Linked DNA regions of Homo sapiens: region 1 is linked to region 2. Evidence: read pairs that join two places in POLR2A ChIA-PET (ENCODE). Cell type or tissue: Panc1. All regions are shown on one strand. Region 1 overlaps THSD4 (thrombospondin type 1 domain containing 4). Region 2 overlaps THSD4 (thrombospondin type 1 domain containing 4).

Region 1 (2,500 bases), 92 kb after region 2:
ATTTCAAGTATACAAGAGGATGTACGTAGTTTATATAATACGCCGTTTTACATAGGAGACTTGATCATCTGCAGATTTTACATCTGCAGGAAGTCCTGAACTAATCCCCTGTGGATATTGAGGAATGACTGTATTTGAGAGACCAATTTAGTTCAATAGGTGGTCTCTTTGCAACTTAGCTTCTGTTTCTTAGCTAAAATTACTAATTCAGGGCAGAGCTCATTAACAAATAGGGCAAAGAAACTATTTTGTGGCCGGGCGCGGTGGCTCACGCCTGTAATCCCAGCACTTTGGGAGGCCGAGGCGGGCGGATCACGATGTCAGGAGATCGAGACCATCCTGACTAACAAGGTGAAACCCCGTCTCTACTAAAAATACAAAAATTAGCTGGGCGTGGTGGCGGGTGCCTGTAGTCCCAGCTACTCAGGAGGCTGAGGCAGGAGAATGGCGTGAACCCCGGAGGCGGAACTTGCAGTGAGCCGAGAGTGCGCCACTGCACTCCAGCCTGGGCAACGGTACAGAGCAAGACTCCGTCTCAAAAAAAAAACAAAAACATGAAACTATTTTGTGTGCCTGGATTCAGCATGGATAGCACTGAAAAAGATGAAGCCTTCCTTTATCTGAAGGTATACCTTTATAAACACTTTATCCAGCTTGCTTTTTGCCTTCTGGATGAGGTAAGTAGCTAAGCCAAAAGGTTAGCAGATTCAATTTTTCTTTCAATTAGTTGCTTCAGTTTTTTATTTGCCTTTTGCAAATAGTCTTTTAAAAGAGGCAATAAAATTTTTGAAACCTTCTTAGAAGCATCTGCACATCAATAGGCTTCCCGGGTGAGCCTAGTTCTGGAGCCCACATTTTAAAATGCACTTCTTAAAGTGCAGTGCCGTTCATTTGGAACCATCCACATAACGGCATTGTAATTTTAAATTATCTTCAGTAAGACTTTGCCTTTCAGGGCCTAATACTAATACATGTAAAGGTAGACATGACAAGAAAGTGGAGTACTCAATTCTTCCAAAGTTAAGGATCCCATTTTTATGTTGAATGTTGGCCTTGGCTCTCAGATCCCCTTAACCAGCTTAGCCAATGATTTTTCTTTACCTAAACATGCAAGAAAAAGAAATGATGAGGATAGGACACAAAATCCCTGCAAATTTCTGAAAGCTGGAGTTTGCACCCCCTTCAGTAATTGCCATTTACTGCCAGTTTCCCTTTGATTCTGTCAGACATCTGAGGCCTATAGCTGGATCCAGTCCAGTTAATTATTGGATCCAATCCAATCCTGGATCCAGTCCAGTTGCTTTCGTGACTTCCGAACCCAATTCAGTTAAAAAAAAATTGCTCATATAAACTAGGAGAGCTCTAGACACAACGCTGTGGAGTTCAGAACTCAAGAGAAAAACTAACCCATGACCTCCAGTTACAAACGAGAGCAGTGAGCACTTTGGGCTCCATGGATACCTCACCTGGTTGCCTGGTGTTCCTGGGGGTCATTGGAGTCTGACTTTGAGTCCCACTTGTGACACTAATCTCTTAAAAGAAAAACCTTAGACAAATAAGAGTTTAATAGAGCAAAGAACAGTTTGTGAATCGGGTAGCCCTCAGAAGCAGAACAGGTTCAGAAAGACTTTGGGGCTGCCACATGACTGGACACTTATGGACACAAAAAGGGAAGGATTGTACAGAAAACAGAAGTGACTTATAGAAACAGCTGGCTCACTTAGAGCTTGGAGTTCGCTAAAGCGAATAAATTTGAACCTGGTTTGAATACGTGGCCACCTGTGATTGACTGAAACTTGGCTGCCCTGATTGGCTGAGACTCAGTTATCTGTTACAAAGCCAAATTCCTAAATTAGATTTATGGTTTGTTTACAGAGTTAGGTTTTGGTTACATAAGGGCTTGAGTATGCAAATATGGAGGCTTTCTCAAATCACGTTTCGTTTAATTTAACACCTTCATAAATAGGATGGACTTAAGAGATCATCCCAACCTCCTTACTGTACAGATCAAGAGATGGGGGTCCGGAAAGCTGCTGATGTTCATGCTGTGAGTTTAACACCAGGAAACAACAATTTATCAGTAGAACTGTGTGTTAGTTTAAAGAAAGCAATGGCAGAATGGAGGCAGAACTCTAAGGAAAAATGAGGAAAGTGATGCTTAAGTAGCTAGCGGACCAACAGAAATGTCAGAGAAGAAATCATATTCTCTGTCTCATAGGCACCAGTATTTCCTGGGACTGTTTACTGAGTAGGTGCTTAGTGAAGATTGAATAAATGCCAACGTACAGAAAAGCAACACCAGAAATCAGAGAGTGACAACCACAGCCTTGTTTCTGCTGCCCAAATGTTAATGGGTTGACTTCCATTAAAAATCAAAGACAAAACAGGCAGCTACTTAATGGTTTGCCAGCCAAATAAAGAAGCTCATGCTGTGAGCAGCTAAGATAATAGTTCAAAGGAATGCTACCCAAGGAGGACAGGTAAGCAATTTCCAGATTCA
Region 2 (2,500 bases):
AAATTCCAACACAAGCAATCAGGCAGGAGGAGTTCCCTCTTACTTGAGGGAGGGTCAGCCTTTTTGTTCTATTCTGGCCTTAAGCTGATTGGATGATGCCCACCCACCTTGAGGAGGGCCGTCTGCTTTATTCAGTCTACTGATTCCAATGTTAATCTTGTCCAGAAACACCCTCAAAGACACACATATTATTACCAGAATAATGCTTGACCAAATATCTGGGCACCCTATGACCCAGTGAAGTTGACACATAAAATTAATCACTGCAATATCTTTCTGACATCTATCCATTTTTCTGAGTACTCAAACACATAACCTACCATTTGCATTTTGCTTTTTCTTGGAGGCCTCCTACCCTTAGTCTTCCACCCTCCTACTCCAGTCTGGACTAGTTGTGTTCTAGGCTGGGAGCATAGCTAGCATCCTCTATTGTGGTGGCCCCTGTCTACCACATCCTGCTTTCTTGGTTACTGAAAGCACATCCTCTAATAGCTTCTCAAGAAAGGGTGCGAGGGAAGTATTGTTTTAGCTTCTGCATATCTAAAATGTGTTGATTGCACCCTAGACTTGACATAATTAAACCAGTTTTGGAAATCAGTGTTGGAAATCATTTGTTTCTTAGAGTTCTGAAGGTATTCCACCATTGTCTTCCAGCATTCTGCTTGTGGTAAGACCAATGCCATCCTGATGCTCTTTGTTTTGTGTGTGATTGAATTTTGCCTCTGGATGCTTTTCAGGTCTTCGGTTGATTTCTGGCATTCCGGTACGTTGTGATGAGGTATCTCGGGGAGGGCCTTTGAATATCCATTGTCTCCTATGCATCCCTTTTGATGAACCCTTTCAAGGTAGAAACTCATGCTTGTGTAGTTTCTTCCAATATTTCTTTGATACTTTCCTTCTTTGTATATTCTCTGTTCTTTATTTCTGGAATGCTGTTTTGGACAGCATCTCAAATTTCCTTGTCTTTCCTATTTTCTGTTTTTATTTTTGGTTCTCCTTTCTGTGGTATTTGCTCGACTGTCTTCTAAATTCTCTGTTGAATTCTTTAATTTTTATGACCATGTAATTTCTAAGACCTTTCTAGTTTCTGATTATTTCCTTCACATAGCATTCTGTTCTTGTTTCATGGATGCACTATCTTAACATACTTTAATTAACATTCTTTAAGAATATAACAGGATTTTTTTTTTTTTTTTTTTGAGACGGAGTCTTGCTCTGTCGCCCAGGCTGGAGCACAGTGGTGCGATCTCAGCTCACTGCAAGCTCCGCCTCCCGGGTTCACACCATTCTCCTGCCTCAGCCTCCCGAGTAGCTGGGACTACAGGCACCCACCACCACGCCCGGCTGATTTTTTGTATTTTTAGTAGAGACAGGGTTTCACTGTGTTAGCCAGGATGGTCTTGATCTCCTGACCTTGTGATCCGCCCATCTTGGCCTCCCAAAGTGCTGGGATTACGGGCATGAGCCACCGCACCTGGCCAAATATAACAGGACTTTTGAAGTTCTTTTTATTTTCCCTGCCTATCCCCTCACCTCCAAGTTCTTTTTGTGTTTGTGTTAACCCTGCCTTTCTTGTCAGGGGCTTTCCCCAGATGGCTGTCAGCTTTTAGAGTATATCCATATTGGACAGGTCGAAAGTTCTACGTGCATGTGCTGCAGATGCCCTGTGCCGTGCAGCTCAGCATGCATAGGTGGGGTAGTTGGTTGATGAGCTTTTCTTTAGGAGAACAGATTTTGAGCTATCTTTTTTTGTTGGAACCCTGCACACAACTGTCATTATGTAGATGGTTTTCCTCTCAGGTGGTTGGTTTTCTCCAGAGAAGAACCCTTGAATCTCCTGCCTGTGGAGGTGGACGTGTGGTTGGTGTTCTGGGTGCCCCTTGCCCTGAGCTCTGTTCTCCATGGTGCCTGTTTCCTGGGTCTGCAGCCCCTTCTCAGTTTCTCTGAAGAGTAAACCTCTCCCCTGCTTGGGGAGGAGCATGGGGGTTACGTAGTAGCCTGGCTGCATAACATGGGCTTAGTAGCTCAGTTTTCCATCATGAACCAGAGCCTCATCTTTCATGGTTCCTGTGCCTCCGAGGGCTGGGCTACTGGGGTGTCTGTCAGTCCAGATGGCTTTGTTCTCAAGTTTCCTCCACAGTGGATATGAATGTTTGCAACTTACACTCAATTACAACGCTTTCCTCTACTTTTCTCCAAGTTTGCTGAAATCTTTATTTGTGGATATCTCCTCTCTTTTTGCTTTGTCCTCATAGGTTAAAACGTTTTAAAATTCCCTAACAGTAGGAAATTTAGTAGGGTTTTGGAAGGGAGAGGAGGTGTAAGATGGTCACTCTTCCATGTTTAACTGGAAGTGGAAAGTCTAGGCTTTTGCTTCAGGCCTGGGAGGTGCACATGAAACAGTCCCTCCCAGTGGCTGCCTGGGGGGTCCCTGAAGGGTGTGAGACCACCGTGAATCCTGGGGCAGGGCACTTGCAGTACATGTGCTATGTGTTTGCTA

The links. Peaks named below come from ENCODE experiments on the same cell type or tissue, not always from the same donor. Only the 100,000 strongest peaks of a DNase experiment are listed, where the experiment ranks them.
Region 1: POLR2A ChIA-PET joins it to region 2 with 5 read pairs; 2 of 35 experiments call an interaction of 5 or more read pairs at or near these places.

What each region holds. Positions count from the first base shown.
Region 1 is chr15:71,383,846-71,386,345 of GRCh38, forward strand. All of the region lies in intron 6 of THSD4 (thrombospondin type 1 domain containing 4), which reads left to right. Among named protein-coding and RNA genes, the nearest start is that of THSD4-AS1, 200 kb to the left of the region's middle. RefSeq lists an enhancer at 2,143-2,500. In Panc1, no CTCF peak of the experiment used is centred here; no DNase peak of the experiment used is centred here.
Region 2 is chr15:71,291,496-71,293,995 of GRCh38, forward strand. The region is part of intron 6 of THSD4 (thrombospondin type 1 domain containing 4); the gene reads left to right. It overlaps LOC124903521 (a long non-coding RNA gene), which reads left to right. Exons shown (of 2, transcript XR_007064701.1): 2 at 1-308. LOC124903520 (a long non-coding RNA gene) reads right to left here. Exons shown (of 2, transcript XR_007064700.1): 2 at 1-2,500. Among named protein-coding and RNA genes, the nearest start is that of THSD4-AS1, 100 kb to the left of the region's middle. In Panc1, no CTCF peak of the experiment used is centred here; no DNase peak of the experiment used is centred here; H3K27ac peaks cover 2,178 bases.